2 separate regions of the Homo sapiens genome follow, and region 2 is linked to region 1. A link is a loop called in an ENCODE intact Hi-C map of the cell type or tissue named here. Cell type or tissue: Calu3. All regions are shown on one strand. Links, peaks and the distances in the headings refer to the core of each region. The heading gives the core; the rest is flanking DNA.

Region 1 (12,145 bases), core at 2,228-10,227:
CAAGGAAATAGATCAACTTCCTAAAACATCAAATCGAGATACTTTGGTCATAATCAAAGTTTTACTCAAACTTTTTAAGGTTTTGCCAAGGAAGGGGTACAGGAAAATCAGTCAGATACTTTTGGAAGATTAGAGAAATCAGAAAGGGTGGGGAATGAAAGAGCCTAGTAAAGAAGTCACAGTCTGCAATGAAAGCAGAGAATTCTGATGAAGAATAGATCTGACTTCTTTCATTTAGGACCCAACTTACCATATCTGATTTATTTCTAGGTAACACTGGAGCTGACTCCCTGGGAAGAGAGGTAAAGAGATATTTGTAATTTCTTATTTCTCAGACTGGAACAGTTTGATCCAACAAAAATGCAGCCTTGCTGTCACCTTTCAGTTTAGCCTGAAGTTAAGAGGAGTATGAATGCTAGGGAGGGTTAACGTGAGAAATGCAAATGGTAGTAGTAGTTCCAACCCACAGGCGTATATTGAAGGACAATTTCACTGATGTATAAGCAAGTTCCATATAGTCCTACAGTGCTTGCTGTGAAGGGGTTTTTATATAGACTAGTGATAGCTGTAGACAAGTATTTGGGGTGGAAGCCTTCTCAACTTCACTCCAAGTAGCCCTTCCTCCTTACAGCCAGTTTGACCATGTTGGCATGCAGCTCTCCCAATCACCAAGGTGTGGCTCTAATTTATAATGAATGACAGAAAATAATAAACTAGGTTCTCCTTCTAGAAAAATATTCTAACTCTAACCTTTTCATATTTTTTTGTTTAAGAGGTAATTTCAGTAAATTTGGAGACCAGAGGAAGAAGTGTCCCTGTTCTCAGTACATTTATATCTAGTCAGAGACAGCTGATAGACCAAAAGTTCATGAATGAATGCAATATTACATTTGTGATAAGTGTTATGAAAAAGTTCTGCTGCCGTTAGGAACTTAGCCTAGTTAGAAAAATCAGGGAGGGTGCTCCGAAGTAACTGAGGGGTTATTTTGAGCCAAAAAAAAAAAATGAGTGTTAGTAAAACAAAACTGGTGGGGAGATGTAGTAGAATAAAGTACTTAAGAGCTAAAGCTCAGGAACTCTGACTAGGTTTGAATTCTGAATTTAGGAATTCCTTAGCTGGGTGGCCTTGGCTAATTTTATTGCTTTGTGCCTCATTATCTTCACCTGAAGAAGAATATAATACTTAGTTCACAGGATAGTTAGGAGGTTTAAACAGAATAATATATAAAAAGCACTAGAACAATGTCTAGGACAATGACAATCATTTGATGATTATAAACTCTTACTGGAGTAGAATGCAAAGACTTCCAACACCCGACAATGCCTAGTGCCTTTAAGTGCCTAATAGAAGACCAGTGTGTGTGGACTACAGTGTACAAGGAAGAACGTGCCCCAAGATGTGGCCAACCTGAGAGATGCCAGCACCCGCAGTAATTGCAAACTTGAACATTATCTCACCCATCCATGTAAATCTCACAACAACACTATGAGATAGGTGGGAAATGGTAATATCATCACTGTTTTGCAGATGAACTGACTGAGTTTCAGAAGGGCCATAGGACTTACTAATGTCACACAGCTTAGAAATAGCAGAGGCATGACTTAAAACAAGGTTTTCTGTCTCCAGATAGTAGGTTATTTCTCTTACAACACACAGTATCATTCTCCCAATCACAGTTATTCCCCAGAGAAATAAAACCATTTCAGAGATTTTGCTATGAACTCAAGAATGGAGAATAATGGGAAATGATTCTGTTTAATTCCATTTTTAGGCCAAATGTTACAATGAACTTAATGGATGCACCAAGATATATGACCCTGTCTGTGGGACTGATGGAAATACTTATCCCAATGAATGCGTGTTATGTTTTGAAAATCGGTGAGTACAAACTTGAGTTTCTTTTAAACTATATATTTTAAGTTAGTTATCTTCAAGTGTACTGATAATATGAATCTCACCCCGAGAAAAGCAAACTATTTACTTTTTCCAAAAACAGTTATCTCTTTCTTATTCTCCCTTTTATATATTTAGCATTAAATATTATTTTTTAGAAGTCACTTGTATGATAAAAGCCTATATTTTTTACAGCAAAATAGTCGATAGCTTGGATTTTTATAAAGTACACACAAAATACCTTTAATTAAAAAAATTATTAGTGGTTGCAATGATTGTGTTTTTTAAAGCCCTCAGTTATGCAAATATAAATTGTATAGATTATATAACCAAAAATATATTTTTACTTATGGATATGAAAGCCAGTTTCAGTAAAGCTTCATTTCCTCAGTGACCATAAGTAGGTGATGTGATACAGAGAAATAGATTCAACACAGATTTCCTATCTCACTCAGCAACTGAAACCTTAGCATGTCTCAAGCATCATGCTAATATTCCCTGTCTTACTTGTGCTTATGACTAAGAAAACATCATGAGCATGTATAGGATGGCTTCTTATAACTTGGGGCAAATGCCAGAAGATGAGGTGTAAATAAAGTGCAACAGGAGTGAAGCAGAGATACATATTTTTTATTAAAAGGGGCCAAGAAAGGATCCATGAAAAGAATAGAATGCCAGCCGGGTGCAGTGGCTCACTCCTGTAATCCCAGCACTTTGGGAGGCCGATGCAGGTGGATCACCTGAGACCAGCCTGGCCAACATGGTGAAACCCCATGGTGGCGGGCGCCTATAATACCAGCTACTCAGGAGGCTGAGGCAGAAGAATCGCTTCAATCTGGGAGGCAGAGGTTGCAGTGAGCTGAGATTGTGCCACTGCACTCCAACCTGGGTGACAAGAGTGAGACTCCATCTTAAAAAAAAGGAAAAAAAAAGAATAGAATGCCATTTAAATAGAGTTCTGAATTTTGGCAATATCAAAAGAGCATGCCAGGTTAAATAAAGGTGTGGAATGAACAAAGCAAATAAAAGGGATTCCACGAGTGACTTTAGTTTTTCTGAGATTGACTTGATATTAAAGACTTTGACTCAGGCTCAAATGACTGTGTAAATTTCCATTATATTCTACTGCATAAATTCCCTTTTCTGTAATGCAAACCTTCTTCTTGGGCTGTTTTAAACCATTTTGGAAAATTCTCAGAGTTTAGCAAGTATTGTGGAAATAGGACCTCTGGATGAGAGGTCTAATATCCTGAAGTTTTAGACCCAAAACATTAGGTATTCTACTTTGTAATAAATCTGTTTCCATAATTAAGACTTGTAAAAAGAATTTGAAGCCACCTGTTAGTTTTCTCATGACCCATGTTCTTGACATTAAGCTCAAACATCATATTTCCATCCAATGGGAGGAGAAAGCAAGAGAACAACAGCTTTGAGACTTGGGAAATTTCCAAGTGCCGCTCAACATTTACAGTGAAACATTAGAAAAATATTAGTAGAGGGCTGGAACACCCTATCTGCTTAGCCTCTGAAACCTCCGAGTTTCTGCTTATTCTTTCTATTTGTTCAAAACTATGTAAATATGGGAGGCACATTTGTATGCTAGAAAACATGACCTCTCTTCCTATATTTCTCAGATAAGAAAATTTAGGTCTAGAGACAAAATGTTGCTTTCTCAAATACAACATATTTCCTAATGTATGACATTGCCTTTTTCACTGTTGATTAAAAGTCCCAAACTTATTACCTAGTAACTAAAGCCAGACGCTGACCCTAGTTTGAGACAAGTAGATAATACCAAACAAGGGCTTGCAAATCAGTCTTTTTGGTGATTATGTGCTTGGCAAATATATTCAATAAACACTTTTTCTATTCCTTCTACGTCTTCAAAGGGAATCTGTACCGGCAAATTCTTTTCCATAAACCTGCATCTCCAATAGAACCTTCTATAATGATGGAAATGTTCTATGTTTATGCTGTCTAATACATAGCCACTAGCCACAAAACAGTAGCCTTAATGTGGCTAACACTAACTTAAATGTGGCTAGTAAAACTGATCAGCTGAATATTTAATATTATCTAAACTAATTTACATTTACATAGCTATATGTGGATAGTGAATATATGAAACTAGAGTGAACAGCATAGCAACTCTTGTTTATTCTGTTTAGGTGTGTGTGCTTATGTATGCTAACTGATTTGGAAATCAGTATTAATGAGCAGTTAATGATTGTGGGACAAGAAAGCATTAAAAAATCTTAAAGAGTTTGGCTGGGCATGGTGGCTCATGCCTGTAATCCCAGCACTTTGGAAGTCCCAGGCAGGTGGATCACTTTTGTTAGGAGTTTGAGACCAGCCTGGCCAACATGGTAAAACCCCGTCTCTACTAAAAATACAAATATTAGCCAGGCATGGTGGCATTCACCTGTAATCCCAGCTACTTGGGAGGCTGAGGCAGGAGAATCACTTGAACCCGGGAGGTGGAGGCTGCAGTGAGCCAAGGTCACACCACTGCACTCCAGCCTGGGCAACAGAGTGAGACTCTGTCTTAAAAAAAGAAAAAAAAGAAAAAAAGAAAAGAAAAAAAAAAGAAAAAAAAGTATATGGAAGTCAGATGTCCTTCAGTAATAGAGAAGTAGAAGAATTTTTGTAAGCCCGTACATTCAAAGAAAAAATGGTTAGAAAAATTAAAGACCTGGAAACAGTCTTCTAGGGAACAATTATAAAATTTAGAGATATTTAGTTTAGGGAAGAGAAAACTAGTTTGGTAATGGTAGTGTGGGGCGAACAGAGAGGTTTTATCTGGAGGGGAGGATGTTTAGAACTGGCAGGAATCATGTGGAATAAATATGTGATTTACTTTTGTGAGACCTCACAGATACGAATCCCCAGAGCTCTAAGATGAAAGGTCAATCAATTAGAAGGTCCAACAATAGCTCAGGCATCAGCTGAGATGGAAACCTGGTGGCGAAGGCAGAGGCATCAGGAGCAAAAGATGCAACAATAGTTTTGAGTTTAATTTCAGGGGTTCACTGTAACACCCCACGAGATCTGTAAAAACTGTAAGGACAGATATTTTTCCTTTCTGTTGTATCCTTAGTGTATTCAACAGTAATCAATAAATATTTGATGAATTAATGACTAAGTGAATGTATAAATGAATGAAAGACAGAGAAAAGATTATAAATCTCAAACCTCTCCAACTTTAAATGAAGCTGTTATTTTTCCCCCTGTTTTTCTCCCATAGTCACTTTTTCATCAGTGAAGTTTAAGCTGATATATTTTTTTTAATCTCTACTGCAGGAAACGCCAGACTTCTATCCTCATTCAAAAATCTGGGCCTTGCTGAGAACCAAGGTTTTGAAATCCCATCAGGTCACCGCGAGGCCTGACTGGCCTTATTGTTGAATAAATGTATCTGAATATCCCCTGTTGTTTCCATTTGCTTTTTCCTCAAAGGTATGTTTGATTATACCAGGGTCAGGGGACTTTGGTAAGACTGAGAATAGACCAAGTTTTAAAAACATCAGGAATCCTGTAATTTCAGACAGGGTTTCCCTCATAATTCCTTTTCTTTCCTCATCTTTCTCACATCCTGAGGTCACTGCCTTAGAAAATGTGATTGCAGATATTAAATGGCAGAGCACAGATGATCATGAATACAAGAAATTCTTTGAGGACTGGACTACTATTTTAAGGAACAATTGGAAAATACCCAGTCCAGAAACATGTTACCCATCACAGTCTGCTGATTGCAATAACTCCTTTAGGTTTCCTTGGGATTTGATTGAGCATCTATTGTGGCTGGCACAGGTCTACGTGCATGGGCATAGAGCTGCCTATATGGTGGAATAGAGTTTAGTCTTTGAGATTTTCCACTTATCTCAGAATGTAGATTTTGGGTCAGACATAATTGTCTCAAAAAGATTTGAATCATTGAGAAAACAAACAAAAAAAGTACATTTTCTTAACAAGGCTATGGAGCAGCTTCTGGACTTAGCCTTAGTTCTTCCCCAGCAGGGCCAGTTCCCCATTAGTTACTAAGGTGAATGGTGGTAACGTAGAGCCTGTGGTTGTCCCTGATAACCCGGGGCTTGGATGGAGGACTTCCTCTTGTGCTTCCCTGGGAGATCTGCTTCATAGGGCCTGATGGGTTTGTGCTGTGCTAACCTGAGGCAGGTAGGTGGGGAGGCCTGATTCTGGATTAACTTTGGGAATGGTCTCTTCTACTATCAAACCATTCCCAAAAGATAATCTGACAAGGAAAAAAGTGACTATAGACTGGATGAACTGATCAAGAGACCTTTGTGCAGCACACTTTGGTTTATGTGTGGGCCAAAACAACCCTATAAGATTATCCTTATCTTATGAGTAAACTTAGAACTAAGTGAAATCACCTGCCTAATATTGCAAGCAAACAAAGCGACAGGCTTAGGTTTTTATTATAATACAGGACTGACTTCAAATCTAATGCTTCTTCCATTAAGCCACAATCACCTCACGTGAGTTACTCATTGCCTATTTTTTCTATAGAAACTTCAGATAACACCTTCCTATTAAAAAGGACTATGTGTTTATATTCAGGGAAGCAAATCAGATAAAACTAAAGAAGTTCCCCAAAAGAAAAAAAAGGTATGTACAGCTATTAAAAGAAGAATAAGGAGGAGGAGGAGGAGGAAGAGGAGGTAGAGGAGGAGGAAGAGGAGGTAGAGGAGGAGAAGAAGGAGAAGGAAAAGGAGGAGGAAAGAAGAAAGAGGAGGAGGAGAGAAGAGAGAGGAGGAGGAGGAGGGGGAAAGGAGAAGGAGGGGCAGGGGGAGGAAGAGGAGGGGGAGGTGGAGGAAGAAGATGAAAAAGCAGCTTGAATTCCCAAACTCATGAAGAACTAGCCTAGAATGGAAAACTGGGTAGAGAGCTAACAGAGCCTGAGATAACAGCAGGTTTTCTAATATACAGCAGGAAATAGATCACCCATTGAATCAGAAATAATCAGTCAAAAGCTATTGCACACTTGCCAAACACAGTTGCCTGACACTCTAAGGTTTAGGTTAATTTCTTGTGATATTCAGAATATACACGTCTTGAGGTTTAAATCTGACCACTAGAGGATGCTGTAGTCTGCCAAGTGCCTCAGCCAAACCGCCGTCTAACAGCTCTCATTAAATATCACTCTAACAGCAGTTATGGATGCAAGATGGCTTCCAACAACTTGTCTGTGATGCTAGAGGACACTCGAAGGACATCCCTAATATTAAGGACCTTTGCCATGATAAACAGAAATTAAATAATTGAATGCTACAAATTTTCATGTCCAATTGAACCAGTCTACAAGTCTGGAGAGACAAGACTTGGAGATTATAAGCAGAAGCAACCCATTAACCCAAATTGTCTATCTTTAATGGTTCTGTTCTCTCTCTGACCCATCAGAAAGCATGTGGATTGCTATGTTCATGTATGGTAGTTTATCAGGCCATTCTCCCGTTGCTCTAAAGAAATACCTGTGGCCTGGCATGGTAACTCATGCCTGTAATCCCAGCACTTTGGGAGGCCAAGGAGGGTGGATCACCTGAGGTCAGGAGTTCAAAACTAGCCTGGCCAACATGGTGAAACTCCATCTTTACTAAAAATACCAAAATTACCCAGGCATGATGGTGGGCACATGTAATCCCAGCTACTTGGGAGGCTGAGACAGGAGAATCGCTTGAACCCAGGATGTGGAGAATGCAGTGGGCAAAGATTGCACCATTGCACTCCTGCCCGGGTGATAAGAGTGAAACTCCAACTCAAAAAAAAAAGAGATACCTGAGACTGGGTAGTTTATAAAGAAAAGAGGTTTAATTGGCTCATGGTTCCACAGGCTATACAGGAAGCATGATGATGCGGCATCTGCTCAGCTTCTGGGGAGGCCTATAATCATGGTGGAAGGTGAAGGGGGAGCAGTCAGGTCACATAGGCCAAACAAGAGCAAGAGAGAGGGGAGGTGCTACACACTTTCAAACAATCAGATCTCAGGAGGACTCACTCACTACTGAGACAGTCAAGTAAAAAGGGCTCCCTGGAGAACCTCCGACCAGCCTGAACTGGGAGAATGACGTGGAGCCACAGAAGTTCATGCCCTTTGCAGAGGGGAGGAACCCGACCTCTTGAGTTCCTGTGTGGTGGGGCAGAAGCTGGATAACAGGCTTCCTTCTCACTCTACTGAAAGTTTGAAAATTTTTCTCTTTTTCCTTTTTTGCCCGATAAATTCCGTTTTTCTCACCCTTCTATGTGTCCACAAGCCTGATCTTTCCTGGTTGTGTGACAAGAACCCAGTTTTTAGAAGAGCTGAGGAGGAAGTCGTGTAACAGTATCACAGGAACAGCACCAAAGGGATGGGTGCTAAATGATTCATGAGAGATTTAGCACCCACATGATCCAAATTACCTCCCACCGGGCCCCACTTCCAACACTGGAGATTTTGACATGAGATTTGGATGGGGACACCGAGCCAAACTGTATCAGGTAGTTGTGTTTTAAAAGAGATGATTTACAAACCAGAATATGTTTAGAGGAAGGAAACTACCAATATTGATAAGAATTTGAAATTTTTCTCCATGATGAGTGGTTGGAAGAAGCAGGAATATTTGGGCTAAGGAAAGGAAAACCCTTAGAAGTTGGTGGGTCTTTTCAAAAGATTTAAGGGATTAAAATGTTAACACCGTGAAAGCAGAAATTTTATCCTTTTTTTCACTGCTGTATTACAGGCTCAAAACAATATCAAACACCTAGGAGGTACTTAATTAATATTCTTTTTGGTACATAAGTGAATGGGGAAGAGGAATGAACATGATCTGGTTGGCCCCAAAAGGTAGAATTTAGACTAATTGGGTAGAGATTAAAGAGATACTAATTTTCATTCGGTGGGAAAATGTACCCTATAATGGTTAAGATCAGAGGCTCTGATTTAGAGAGGCTGAGTTTGAATCTGGCTCTGCCTCCATCAAGCCCTGTGTCCTGGGAGAAGTTGGAGAATTTCTCAAAGTCTCAGTTTCCTCATCTCCAATAGGGGTTAATAATAACAATTCCCTCATAGAGCAAATAGCACAATGCCTGCCATATAGTATGTGCTCAAGAATAATTAGTTATTGTTATTGTTATTATTCATCTTATAATACTTTGGGCTCACTAAAACAGTGACCAATTGTCTCCTGGTATATAAGCATTTCTATGACAGAAACTTTACTTCCTCAGGTAATAATTTGTTGCATTATTTATTTCTTCGGGTAATAATTTGTTGCATTATTTACTTCTTCAGGTAATAATTTGTTGCATTATTTACTTCTTCAGGTAATAATGTGTTGCATAATTTTGTAGAAAACATTCCTCAAATGGGTACAAGATTGGACTAAAGTCTCTCTGCTTTTAATTTTAAAAAATTCCAGAATTACAAACCATGCCTCCAAAATAGAAATTCGAGAGTAATGGCTGAAGATGAATTTTGTGGACTAAGAAGGGTTTTGTAGCCCTGTGAGGGAATAGGGTAATAAACCCAGCTCACACTATTAGATTCCCCATCCCTGGATAAAAAAAGAACTATAATCCTCATTAAATACAGGACCACAGAACTGCAAGTAAACTCCAAGAGGGCATAGTCACAGGGCCAATACATTTCTGTACAGTTTCCTCTATTGGTTTCAGAACATTTGAAATATGAAGCTATCTGGTAGGAACAGTGTATTGAAAACAAGCAAAAAAAATTGTCCTATTGGAGAAGAAAATGTGTTTGAAATTAAACATTTTAAAATATAATTTATACTAAGCCTCTTGAAAAATAAGAACTTGAAAAATATTGTCCTTTTATTTCCATTTCTCTGACCCAATTTATCCCTTAAAAACTTTAGTTTATTCCACCTATGTACAAATACAGTTTAGTTGCATAACAAGGGAAGCTATTAAATTAAAAAACATGCAAAGCTTTTACTTTTCCAAGCCCTAGCACTGCCAACAATTTTGCTTTTTTTTACTCTCACAATCCAGTGCAGAGAGATCCTTTGTTTTCTTTCATTGTTTAAACAAAAGCTAACTTTTAGCTAAAAATATGGAATATGTATATAACAAAATGACGTTCACAAAAACGGAATAACGCAGATCTTTTCCTTTTAAACAAATCAAAAGTCACTAAAAAGCCAAGAAATAGTGAAAACAAACAAAATAGACTGGAGATCAAGTCAAAACCTTGTTACTTGGTTGGGATGCTATTTGTGGCTAGGTGCCTTTTAGATGTGTTCAAAATAAATAAATAAAAATGGAGGCTACAATTTAGATTACCACGTGGTCAACTGCCCACAGCCATGTAACCAAAATTTTAATCATCCTGATTTGCCTGAAATCTTAACCTTGAACATAAACAAAGCATAGACATTAGCATTTTGTCCTTTTCTGCATGGTTCAATGAAATTAAACCAGTAGCTACAGATAAATCAGCTTAAACAGGCTCTGTTGCCTTAAAAACAAATATATGACAGCTAATCATGAAAAAGGCCAAAATACTTCCTCCTCCAGGCTCTATAAGTTGTGCTGGAACTGCTGTTAAATGGAGATTTCATGCATTCTTCAACTTGAGGTTTCCCAGTTCATGAACTATTCTTTTGTACTCACAATAAACTCTTAAAATTCTTTGTGATTTAACTTTATTTTTGACAGATAATGGATAATTCATTCAACTCATTTAATTTGTATTCATGAATAAAAGGTGTAATACAAAATAAATAGTACTTTTTTGGCTCCATATAGTCCGTGTTAAAAGAAGAGAAGAAGAAATAAGAGAAAACTAGGAATTAGAAGTCACCAGAGGAAAAGTTGTGTTAGAAATAAAGAAAATCTTTAAATGTGTAACTGTGGAAATTAGAAGGAAAAAGGCAGAAAGAGCCATGCATATTATTAAATTAAACAAAATGTAGACATAAACACCTGAACAGACAAAGAATGAGAAGTAGAGAGAAAGACCGTGAAATTTTGGTAAGATTTATAGTAAATATGGTTGTGGAAGCACAGATGCACAATAAGTTATATTTTGAATGTTTGTGCTAAATTTCAGGGTTTTTTTAAAAAAAAACAACACTTTTTTTACAGAAAGAATTCTATGTGCTTTTCTTGAAAGCTTACATCTACATTTTTGAAATTTTTTTATATTCTAGGGACCTTTAAAATACTTAAAAGAATGACTTAATAAAGATTAACTTTCAAACCTTAAAGATGCAAATTAGTACAAAGTGAAAGTTAATAAAGAATAATAAAAATTATAGGAGCTAACCTCTAGATAAAATTCTATGTGCCAGATCCTGTATTAAATATTTCCCATGCATCCTCACAAGGAGTCCTGGGATCCTCATTTAGGAATGAGAAAACTGAGGTTTTAACTCCCTCAAGGGTTGAACCACTCAAACTGCAGAGCTCCTTGGCCCTTCCGTGATGTTACACTGTCTGTCAAGCTCCTTTACTGCTGCTGTTGCCTCTGCTTTCTGTAACAGTTAGCACTGATGACCTCCCTTTCTTTGAAAAATAATTGCTCCAAGTTCCCTGAACATGTCATGCTCTCTAGCCTCTGTCCTACTTCTCTGATTGAATCATCCTTTTTGTTTTACTTCCTCACAATACAAACACACACAGGGAAACACATGCATTCCCCAACACATACACCAGATCCATCTGTCTAACTTTTTCTTGGCTAGCAGAACACAGGTACAACCTCCTCTGGGACCCTTTATTAATTCTCTACATCTGAGTCAAGTGCCTTCCACTTTTTACTCTGTCTCTGTGTTTGCCAATTTCTGAAATGTCTTTTTAAGATCTCTGCTACTGCAGAAGACCTGGACTCCCCAAATTTTTCTAACTTTTTCCCTTCTCTTAGTTTTTTAAGTATCCTAAGGGTGGTATTGGGATGGAGTCAATAAATTTGCTTCTTAGCCAAATATATCCAAATACTATAATCCCTTTCCCCACCCCATGCTCACGAGAAAATCAACTGGTATCTAGCAGATAAAAATCAAGGACCAACAAAATTTTCCATGGAATCTAGACAATGGACTCTATTTCTAAAACATACTGTCTTTCCAATCCAATCTCTTTTCTTCACCCTCTTCTGACATGGTTTAATGTAACAGACCAGGGGTTCTACCTGCCCGAGTTTACTCAGCCCATCTTCCCTCTAACGCATCCTCCTACACGCCCCACTGAACAATCCCAATTCATCCCGAACCACAGAATGCTTCTAAACTA
Region 2 (12,145 bases), core at 2,739-10,738, 130 kb after region 1:
TTCACAGCTGCTGTTGAGTGTCTGCGGCTTTTCCAAGCACACAGTGCAAGCTGTTGGTGGCTCTACCATTCTGGGGTCTGGAGGACAGTGGTCCTCTTCTCACAGCTCCACTAGGCAGTGCCCCAGTGGTGACTCTGTGTCAAGTCTCCAACCCCACATTTCCCTTCTGCACTGCCCTAGCAAAGATTCTCCATGAGGACTCCGCCCCTGCAGCAAATTTCTGCCTGGACATCCAGGCATTTTTGTACATCCTCTGAAATCTAGGCAGAGGTTCCCAAACCTCAATTCTTGACTTTTATGCACCAGCAGGCTCATCATTATGTGGAAGCTGCCAAGGTTTAGGATCTGCATCCTTGGAAGGCATGGCCTGAGCTGTACCTTGGCCTCTTTTAGCCACAGCTGGAGCAGCTTGGATGCAGGGCTCCAAGTCCCCAGGCTGCACACAGCAGGGTGGCCCTAGACCCAACCTATGTAACCATTTTTTCCTTCTAGGCCTCCAGGCCTGTGATGGGAGAGGCTGCTGTGAAGGCCTCTGTCATGCCCTGGAGACATATTCTCCATTGTTTTGGTGATTAACATTTGGCTTTTATATGATTTGGCTGTGTCCCCATTCAAATCTCAACTTCAGTTTTATCTCCCAGAATTCCCACATGTTGTGGGAGGGACCCATGGGGAGATAATTGAATCATGGGGGCTGGTCTTTCCTGTGCTGTTCTCATGATAGTGAATAAGTCTCATGAGATCTGCTGAGTTTATCAGGGGTTTCCACTTTTGCTTCTTCCTCATTTTTCTCTTGCTGCCACCATGTAAGAAGTGCCTTTCACCTCCTGCCATGATTCTAAAGGCTCTTCAGTCATGTGAAACTGTAAGTCCAATTAAGCCTCTTTTTCTTCCCAGTCTCAGGTATGTTTTTATTAGCAGTGTGAAAACGAACTAATACAGGCTCCTTGTTACTTATGCAAATTTCTACAGCAGGCTTAGATTTCTCCCCGAGAAAATGGGTTTTTCTTTTCTATTGCATCATCAGCCTGCAAATTTTCCAAACTTTTATGCTCTGCTTCCTCTTGAACACTCTGCTGCTTAGAAATTTCTTCTGCCAGATACCCTAAATCATCTCTCCCAAGTTCAAAGTTCCTCAGATCTCTAGGGCAGGGGCAAAATGTTGCCAGTCTCTTTGCTAAAGCATAGCAAGAATCACCTTTATTCCAGTTCCCTACAAGTTCCTCATCTCCATCTGAGACCACCTCAGCCTGGATTTCATTGTCCACATCACTATCAGCATTTTGGTCAAAGCCATTCAGCAAGTCTCTAGGAAGGTCCAGACTTTCCCATATTTTCCTGTCTTGTCTGAGCCCTCCAAACTGTTCCAACTTCTGTCTGTTACACAGTTCCAAAGTTGCTTCCACATTTTCAGGTATCCTTATACCAGCATGGCACTCTCTGCAGTACCAATTTACTGTATTAGTCTGTTCTCACACTGCTGTAAAGAAATACCCAAGACTGGGTAATTTATAAAGGAAAGAGATTTAATTGACTCACAGTTCTGCATGACTGAGGAGGCCTCAGGAATCTTAAAATTATGGCAGAAGGAGAAGAAAACACATCCTTCTTTGCATGGCGGCACAGAGAGAAATGCCGAGCAAATGGGGAAGCCCCTTATAAAACCATCAGATCTTGTGAGAATGCACTCACTATCATGAGAACAGCATGAGGGAAACTGTCCCATGATCCAATCACTTTCCACTGGGCCTCTCCCATGACACATGGGGATTATGGGAACTACAATTCGAGTTTTGGCTGGGGACACAGCCAAACCATATCAGAAGTATACATGAATGGCATCTCCTGAAGTTTTGCAACATGTCGGTCTCAGTAAACCTTATATAGAGCAATATCTTAAATATGGTTGGCACTCAGTATATGTTTACTAAATTTTGTCCAACCTCCATAAGGGATATGATGTCCTAACCTTTATTGAGATAAGGAAAGTTAAGGCTGGTAGAAGCCTGTAATTGGAAAGATCTCCATAAAATATTGTTGTATTTTTGTCTCTCCTTTAAAGTGAAAGCAAATATTAGAATATTATGTTCAGACTTTAAACACTTCATCTTTGTGGGCTTTAAAATGTATAATATAATAGAACTATGTGTTATTCTATGTAATTTTGCCAGAAAAAAAGTTTCTATTATATATAACTTAGGTCTCAGTCTAAGTCAAGCAGTTACATCAAGAGTTAAATCTCAATTTCTATCAATCAGTACCTAAAAATTAGTATAAATGAGGGGGAAAAGTTTCTGAATTTGCTCACTTGTTCTCTCTCTCTTTCTCTGTCTCTGTCTCTGTCTCTCTCTCTCACACACACACACACACACACACACACAGACCTTTCACTTCCGTAACAATAGAGGAAGAAATGAGAAATGCAAACCTTACTTGCTGGTCAGAAGCTATGGAAGAACATATAATAAATATCTGGGCCTGATGCCCATGCTAGGGATGCTACTATTGGAGAAGTGCCATTGCCATTCAATAATGCCCTAAGGAGGAATCCTATTCATCTGGCTCTCTCGAGACAGGATATGTGGGAACTGATATAGCCAAGCTGCAGACTAACAGAAGCCATTAATCCAGTGTCCATCATAAACCTCATCTATCTGGAGTCTATGAAAAGGAAGTCTGGATCCTTGAGAGTCTTCTACCTTAGAGGTAGTTGTGGAAGGAAGCCGGGCAATTGGTGCCAATTTTCTTTTCTTTTTTAGCCTCTCAACTACTAAATAGGCTTTTCTTTATTTAAGCGTGTATTCAACAGCACTTTAATTTAGTTGGATCATTGGCAACTGTCCCTAAACTGCCAAACTTAGTACAAAAAAAATCATTCCATAAGAGTCCTGGGTGTTAATATTTAACGCATTGTTAGTTTGTTTTGAGTCTAGCTTGATCATAAATACTCATGCCTAGCAGAAATTTGAGAATGAAGGGAGAAAATCCTTCTGATCCTGCATCTGAAATGGTTACATATAAAACAAATTGGCTCGCTTGCATGTGCTTTTATTATCCTGTGCCTCCAAGTTACTCAGCCTCCAGTGTGGAACCTTAAACAAACACAAAATTTGTCACAATTTGATAAGCTCTGAGCCCATATGTGCATACTTTCATCAAAAGTACAACAGACTTAAAATTTAATTTCTATGCCTGACAAAACAGTTGAGTACTCTGTGTTTTATTTTCTTCATTTGACAGTTGTTTTTATTTTCACAGTAAATTTTTCAAAGATGAATTCTGGCTATTCAACAGCAAAGAAGAGTGAATCTGAAAAATACCAAGAGATAAGTTTAAGAAAGATGCAGTCTCAAAAGTAGAAGTGACATGAAGGCACATTCAGGGAGACATGAGAGGCCAAATTACACATCAAATTGTAAAAGCTGCAGATGGACATTGCCAGTCACCAGGAGGGAGGGAGAGACAGGAAGGGAGAATGCCAAACAGCAGCTTTGACAAGCATAGCCTATCAATTTCACTAGACAATTATAGGATCTGTAGGAATCTTGTTGCCTTGTTCATTTTCCTGTATACCCTCTTTATTTCTCAGGAAGTCCTGACCCGGGGTAATGACTGCTTGTGGTGTAGACAGCCCATCAAGGAGTCCTGTTCCTATTTTAGCTGCCCATGATATGACTGTGACTCCACAATTAACCACAAAGACAAGATGAGAGACACCCAAAAAGAGCGCAAGCTGCTGACATCTCCCTGGAAAATCAACTTTATCCTCTCTAGCCAAAATGGATCATTAAAGGGGTTTTTTCTAAAAAAACTTGGAATCTTCCCAGTGTAGGCAGTAGAGATTTCCAGCAGACAAGTCAACATTAAATCTGAGGTTGAATGAGAGTGATCACATTTGACACCAGGACAAGAGCTAGGTTCTAGCCTGGCTATTCTGATACCAATTTAAAAATATTAATTGGCTCTCTTAGGAGAGGAGATGTGGGAATTGATGTAGCCCAGCTGCAGACTAAGAGAAGCTATTAATCCAGTGTCCATCGTAAACTTCACCTATCTGGAACTTCAACAACCAAGTTCTTGAAAATGTTGTTAGTAGAAAGGATTTATTTGAGAAGGGGCCACCACAGCAGATATGCTTAATTACTTTGATTTTATGAAATTCTATTTATTTGATCAGAAGTATAACCCCCAAATTAATTGTAATTCTAAGGATTTAAACCATTCAGTTAACATAAGATTTTAACAGTCGTTTGAAATTTTGACTTGACAGGACTGAAACGAAAGTGCAAAAACTTGAACTTAAAAATCTACTATAAAATAAATTAATGCTTTCAAAAGAATGAAAGCAGGGAGTTTTAATTCCAATTTTTTTTTTATTGTAACATTTTATTTTGTGCCTCTTACTCTCTTGCCACAAATTAAAACATTTATGTTTTCAGCCCCTTTTTTTATTAAAAAATGTGTTTGTGATATCTCTTTGCCACCCGTAATCCCACACATCACTCACCTATTTTGTTCATTGCTGTCTGATTCTTAAAGATGAAAAGGGAAAGTGATTTGCAATGTGTAGTTCTGATGTAAGTAGGTGAGAAAAGCTGAATGACTACTCACCATGATCTCATCAAATGTCACATGTCTGATAATATTAATGGTGAAAATGTATGGAGGTTTACAATGTGCTTATTACTTTGGTATGTATTTACATGAACAGTATTAGTTTATTAGATGCATCCAAACAACTACTCTGTGAGGGAGAAATTAAAAGCTGGGCAGAGAGATGTTAAGTAACATGCCCAAGGTCACACAGTTAGTAAGAGATAAGAGCTGGCCTTTAAGCCTAGGGTCTGACTCCAGAGTTCTTGTCCTTAAGCATAAAGCAACATCATTCTTCCAGTAATTTTTATGATATGTGAATATCATATTATATTTATAAAGAGCTAACTTTAAAGATAGGAAAAAATGTATAATTTTACTGTTTCCCTCAAATAAAAATTGTTTACAATTTTAGGTCATATACAAAATTGGTGGCACACATAATTATGATTGTGCTGGTTGATAATAAGATATAAGATAAAAAGCATTCATTTTCTCTAACAGAAATGATTTGTTCTCATTTTTCACAGTTTTACAGTAATTATCATCAGTGTTAGTGTTGACAGTTTTCCCTGATATTAGGAACTGCTTTGTCAATCTTATTATTACCCATAGACTTTTAAAAAGACCATCGTTCAAATCTAGATGGAGAAAGAGAGAGCGAGCTTTATTATGCTTTCAAATGGACCGTTTCCGCATGTCCCCAGGTCAAAATTACAAGTGCTGCACTCTCTTCTTGTCATTCATCAATCCATTCATTCATTTACTCTCTTTCATTTAAAAAATGTTTATCATACTGTTTTTATATTAGTCATATGAGCAAACACCCTCCCTACTTTCACAAGTCTTTCATTTTAGTGGGAGAGATAAATATTGATTTAAAAAATCAAATTTATAACCACAAGCTGTGATACATGTTATTTAGAAAAATAGCTGATATTGTGAAAACATGCACTAGAAGAACCTGGCCTGATCTGAAAATCTCAGGAAGATCTGTATTTATTTTCTAGAGCTGCTGTAACAAATTACCACAAACTGGTGGCTTAAAACAACAGAAATGTATCCTCTCACAGTTCTGGAGGCCAGAAGTCTGAAACTGGGTGTCAGCAAGCTTGGTTCTTTCCGGAGCTCTAAGAAGACTATTCCGTCCTCTCTTCTAGCTTCTGGTAGTCACTGGCATTCCTTGATGTTTTTTGATTTGTAGACACAATGCCCCAATCTCTGCCTTCATTTTTACATGACATTCTCCCCTGGATATATCTGTATGTTTGTGTCTAAATTTTCCTTTTTAAAAGGACATCAGTCATCTTGATTACATTTGCAGAGACTCTATTTCCAAGTAAGGTGACATTCCTTGGTACTGGGAGTTAGGACTTAAACATATCTTTTGAGGGACGTGACTCAACCAACAACAGCTTCCTTGAGTCAATGACACTGGAGCTGAGATGATTAGAATCTATGGAAGACAGGACTTTGCAAAGGGAATGGGACAGGTAAAGTCTCCGAAACAGGAAGGACCATCCTGTTTAAAGACTTGAGAGAAGGACACAGAGACAAACACATGCACAGGGAAACACAGGAGCAAAAAGTCTCAAGGAGTCACCCACGGCGCTGCTTAACCGCTCCCATGCACAGACTCCCCTCCCATGAGGCGTGGACATCACATCGCCTTTGCTCCAGGTCTACCTCCACTGACCAGCCAGCACCCTCATGTGCCCTTGAGTCAAAAGAGAAGCAAACACTCCTCTCTTCTGGGCTAGACTTTAGGAGAGAAAGTCTATGTGGTAAAGAATCCTTCAGGGCCAAAGCTTGGGTTGTGCTATATGAACACAAGGTTCGGGAGAAGGCTTGGGTTAAATCCCAGCTTTGTGCAGCCTTGGGTAAGTGCATGATTCTGAGCCCCAGTTTTTTCATATAAAAGGTGAGGTGAGTATAGCGTCTGCATCGTATTCAAGTACTTTGTAAATTTCAACAATAAGGAGAAAGAATGCTACTTGGAATAGGGAAGATGAAAAATCCTTGGCCTTTTAAGCCTAGCATAGTTCATCCAAATTACTTCACAGTAACAGAAGGAGCTGGGTGGGGGATGGGGGGAAACTATTAATAGCATTCCCCAGTCTGTGTACCGTGGAGGAGGTGAGAAGGTTAATAGTAACAATAACATTTCATCTGTGCACAATGGAGAGGGTGGGAGAACAAATATTAATCATTTTAATAATGGAATATGTTTACAGTGGTTTATGGGTAACAGTGTTTTCTCATATACAATCTTATGCAATGCTTGTGTCTCCTATCCCACTTTTAAAATAAAACTCATGTATCTGGGGGATGAGAGAGTTTTAAAATACCAACCTCCCTATCTGCTAGCACTTTGACTGGAGTAGTCCGTCACATTAACCAATCTTGAGAAGGCTGAATGAGTGGGTGAGATAACCCATGAGGAAAAGGAGACCAGAATAGAGCTTCAGGCACCTACCCCCAGGAAGGTGTTGGAGACAAGGGAGAGAGGAGAAATCCCATTTTCTCCCAGGACCCATCCTGTGTACCCAAAGGGTCTCAGCATTTCCAGCAACAGATCCAGGTATATAATTTGTCAGAGTTGTGGTCAAGGTTAGGTTTATCCAGCAGAGGGCCACACAGTATGCGTCATGCAATAGCCACGAAGCACTGGAGAAGGAGCTACACACTCACCTGAGACACATTCCCCAGAGGGTTTGCAATGAACCATGTGAGGCATCCAGGAAGACTTTTTGATCCCTCAGTGAGATGGACCCTGTTACCTCATATATCTTTCCAAAATGTTTTTATGCATGTATGTACCTATAGGTCCACATAGATGTGTGTGCATATGTGCATATATATATATATATATATATATATATATATATATATATATATAATCTCTTTAGTTTTTTACATGAATGACATTATACTTTGGACTTCATTCGTCATCTTGCTCTTTAAATGTTTTGAGGTGCAACTAGCCTCATTGGTTCATGTAGATCTTCCTATGTGTTTTTAAACTATTGCATAGTAATTTATAGACTGGACATACCACTTTATTATGCTGGTCCCTTTTTTATTTTTGTTTTTTAAGCTTTTTTTAGGGACAGGGTCTCAATCTGTCACCCAGGCTGGAGTGCAGTGGTGCCATAATAGCTCACTGCACCCTCAACCTTCTGGGCTCAAGTGATTCTACCACCTTAGCCTCCCAAACACCATGCCTAACAATTTTTGTTTGTTTGTTTGTTTGTGGAAACAGGGTTTCACAATGTTGCCTAGGCTGGTCTCAAACCTGTGGTCTCAAGCGATCCCCTCGCCTCAGCCTCCAAAAATGCTGGGATTACTGGTGTGAGCCACTGTGTCCAGCCCAAGCTGTTCCCCTTTACATGGACAGTGCATTGTTTCTAATTTTTCACTATGACAGTGTTGCACAGGTGTGGGCTAGATCGTCATGAAGTCTCTCATTATTACCTTTTAACATACTATGTAACTTACATAGTTATCTTGCTGATTTTTGTTTCACTCTGCTAGAGTATAAACTCCAGGAAAGCAAGGATGTTTGTTTATTCTATCCTCAGCTCTATCTCCAGCCCCTAAAACTGTGTATGCAGTGAATATTCATTGAACAAATGTGCTATAGCCATATTCTGCAGCCACATATAGTTATGGTGTAACTATTATCCTCTTAATAGGAGGACAGCTCTCTGAGGGCATGGACACCCTCAGAGTGTTTTAGCTGCAGTGCCTGGCACAATGCCCTGCTTAGAGTGAGAGCTTTATACATTTTAGGAACAAACAGTAACGTGTACTGTTTAATACATCATCAGATCAACGTGGCTCTGCATCTCAGCTCAACTTACTGATCCCATGATTCTGATGAAACATCCACCCAAAAAGGATTACCATCAGCTTGCATCTAGTCCTATCACCACCTCCCTTGCTTCCACTCTCTAAGCCGCTACCATCTCCAAGCTGGATTTTTGCAGTGACCTCCAAACCAGTCCGCTTAATTCCACCCTTATGCTCAGTCTTCTCCTTTTACTAGAGCAGTCAGAGTAAAATGTTAAAAGCTAAGTCAGATCAGGGCACTGCCCCTCTCAACTCCTCCTGTGGCTTCCTACCCACTCTGAGTAAAAGCTTAAATCAATGCAAAATGGCCTAAAAAGCACAGCATGGTCTGCACACACTGCCCTCCCATTACTGTCTGCCCTCTCTTTGGCTGCTGTCCTAGCTCACTCATTCCTCCAGCCTCCCCGGCTCCCTGAAGTTCCTGGAACTTGGACGTCTGTGCTCACTGTGGAGCTCTTGTACTATTTCCTCACTACCCTGGCACGCTTTCCCCCCCAGGCATCAGCCTTTAATCAAATAGCAACTACTTAGGCTTTCTCAGATCTAAAATCACAACACCACCTGGATCCTTCCTGTCGACCTCTGTTCTGTATTATTTTTTCCCATAACACATTATTATTATAATCTAGCACAGTATATTTACTTAGCATGCTTATTATGTGGGTCTCCAACTAACATAGCAGCTCCATGAGCCAACGATGTATGTCTGTTTTATTTATTCACTGCTGTATCTTCCATACCAAGTACAGTGCTTGGCAGCTATGCAGCATTCAATACATATTTGTTGAAGAAGCTGATTTTAGAACAGAGCACTTATTTGACACATACCATGTGAAACGCTTTACCGGCCTTATTCCATGTATCTTTTGCCACCATCCTTTAAGGGTGGGACTATAGTGATGCGGTTGAGAGAATGGGCCCTAGAGTCTAACAGCTTAGATTAAATCCTATCTCCATTGCTTACCAACACTGAGCAGAAGGTCAATTATTTATCTTCACTAAGTCTCTGTTATGTGAATGATTAAAAGGGAAATATTAATGACTATTATTTATTATTATTAGTTGCATTTAATCAGACTCTATGAAGCAACCAGTGCAACATCATAAGAAGTTTTTCAACCACAACCCTAGATCTAGGCACCAAATCCCCTTTTATTTAATTATCTATCTCATGTGATCATTTTACAATGCAATAGCTATGTTGTGCATACGGTTTTGCAGGATTAAAGCACTCCCTTGCCTGAACCCTATTTCACATAGGAAAAATATTAACTGCTAGTTTATAACCACCCTAAAAAATGGGATTTCTAAGTGAAAAGCCCTAAGCGATTAATTCAATCAGTGCTCAGAACATTATGACAATGAATGATACATAGCCTTGTGTTAAATCTTCATAATGCTCTGGACAGCAAATGTGTTTAGTGGCCTTACACTTTGACTTCTATAGAACAGGACTTCTTTGTAAGTCATCTGAGAGTTCTAAAGGCAATAATAGATATGAAAAAGAGTGTTGTGTTTCTGGTCCTAAGAGAAAGACAAGGACCATGCAGCGGTTAAAACAAATGTTTTGGAATCAGGCTGAAGTGATTTTAAATTTTGTCAGACACATCAAAGGCTCTCAAAAAACATTAACTGAGTCAATGAATGGGTCCTACGCATACAAGTTGCATGACATTGGGCAAATTTAAAAGTCTTCATTTTGTGTTTTATGTAACTGCAAAATGATACCTACTTCATGAATTTGTTTTAATGAGTTAATACATGTACAGTGGTAAATACTGTGCTTGGCATGTAGAAAGATTGCAATAGAGTTATTATTAAATAGCTTATTTCCATTCTGCAGTTGAGAAAATAGAATTGTCTTCTCCCAAATTAAATGTTTTACCTGTCGTGTGAAGGGTAAGAATAGACCAGTTTTAATATCAGATATAAAAATGAGCCCTTTCTAAATTCTCTCCTCCTTCTGCATGTTACCTGCAACTCCAAGCTAATCAATAGTCTTGATACATCCATAATTCTTACCAAATTTTCTTACATAATATTTACTCAATTCTTCTTTATTGCCAGGACCACAGGGCAAATCCTCTCTCATCTTTCAAGACTCAGTTTAGCCATCCCTTCTGTTAGACACACTCTCTGTCTTTCCCAGGGAGTTGGAGCTCCTCCTCTGAGTACCAGTAGTGCCTCGTTTGCTTCTCTGTTTCAGCACTCATTACATCTTCAGGCCTGCAGTTCATTATTTACATGTTGGTCTCTCCCAGTGGGGAAGAGTTGTAGAGAGGATTCATAAATCATACGTTCAAGGCTGGAAGATGACTTTTAACACTCACCTCAGAGCATTAAAAAGATAATGCATGTAAATAGATTTGCACAGTGACCAGCAGTAGTAAATGGTCAATAATGACAATTATGATGATGATTAGCAGTAGTAGTAGTAGTATTCATCTGTCACAGTAGGAGGTGAGTAAGTGGATGAAGAACAGTAATTATCTTTACAAGTGCTATGATGATCTAGAATATTATAGGCCAGGACTCCAGGGCTTTGGAATATCAAAGATTGCTTACTATACAAAAAGAAAACAATGGCTCCCAGAATCTTCTGAGATTTTAAGATATATAAGAAAAAATTATGAGCCCTGGAGATTTGTTTTTCCTAATAAGTTGTCTATAGAAATAGCTTAAAACTTAAAATGAGAAATTATAATTCCTAGTTTCATGTGCCAGGTAATAAAGAAAATGCTGGGAGGAAAATGTGTTTCTCAAATATAAATTTCTTACATTTGGAAATATATTGCTCAATTTTTAAGTATATAAATACAATTAATATACTACAGAGTTTAATGTGGATAAAACATCATTAGGTTTACTCAATGGTAAGTGACACTTCATGCTGTAGTCATCTGTGCTTTGGAAGAACAACATTAAAATTTTGCGGGTTTAAGGAATTCTTTACTCTTGCCAATGATAAGTTCATTTTGGCTCCATTCAGGTACCCCTTCAGCAAACATTTTAGAGTTTCTACTATGAGGCACTGTGCTAAGCACTGCGGATACAGTGGTGAACAGGCCCAGGGAAATCCCTGCTTCTATAGAGCAAATATGTGATAGAGACATTGAAGGGAAAAAAGTGAACATTATAGGGTATCCAATTTATTTCCTTGAGTGATTTGTACCCGTGAGTTTGGTAAGATATGCGTGAGAGAGGCTGGCTTCCCCAAGAAAGGTAGATTTGATGGAAAACAGTGCCCCCCCACCAACACTGATTTCCAAAAAAACGATTTATTCAAGTTCCAATCTAACTGACTGCACAGTCCCTTCATGAAAAGAGACTGGCATACATTCAGAAGTTTGTTCTGGCCTTGTTGATTCCAATTAAGTCAGGTTTTGCAGCGTGGACAATTGTGCTGTGACTCGCTGTGACTAATGGCTGGTTCTCTGTTCAATGAAGAGGAGAGGCACTTTAGAGCCCAAAGCATTTCAGATTAGGAACAAGGTCCCTATGTTTGCATTAATTCCAGCTTTTCATGATGTTATGCCAAAAGCATGGCCATTGTGTTCCAGCCTCACTCCTAGCTTCAGCTGGTTGTCTACCTTATTTTCCCTTTGCTCCACTTGTCCTCACTGAATTCTGTGTTTTGCTTCCCACCATATCCGCCACCCTGCGCTATGCCAGAAACATTATTTTATTCTGATTATAGAAG

What was found. Hi-C counts contacts between places; a loop is a spot of excess contacts. Peaks named below come from ENCODE experiments on the same cell type or tissue, not always from the same donor. Only the 100,000 strongest peaks of a DNase experiment are listed, where the experiment ranks them.
Region 2: it touches region 1 in a loop (4-fold over the local background); 3 of 110 quality-filtered maps call a loop at or near these places.

What each region holds. Positions count from the first base shown.
Region 1 is chr5:147,817,756-147,829,900 of GRCh38, reverse strand. It overlaps SPINK1 (serine peptidase inhibitor Kazal type 1), which reads left to right. Exons shown (of 4, transcript NM_001379610.1): 2 at 271-302; 3 at 1,773-1,879; 4 at 5,195-5,319. The coding sequence ends at 5,240. Among named protein-coding and RNA genes, the nearest start is that of SPINK1, 7.8 kb to the left of the region's middle. In Calu3, for the core only: a CTCF peak has its summit at 7,021 (motif pointing right); a DNase peak (open chromatin) is centred at 7,020.
Region 2 is chr5:147,685,887-147,698,031 of GRCh38, reverse strand. The region is part of intron 1 of JAKMIP2 (janus kinase and microtubule interacting protein 2); the gene reads left to right. Among named protein-coding and RNA genes, the nearest start is that of JAKMIP2, 91 kb to the left of the region's middle. In Calu3, for the core only: a CTCF peak has its summit at 7,206 (motif pointing right); a DNase peak (open chromatin) is centred at 7,241.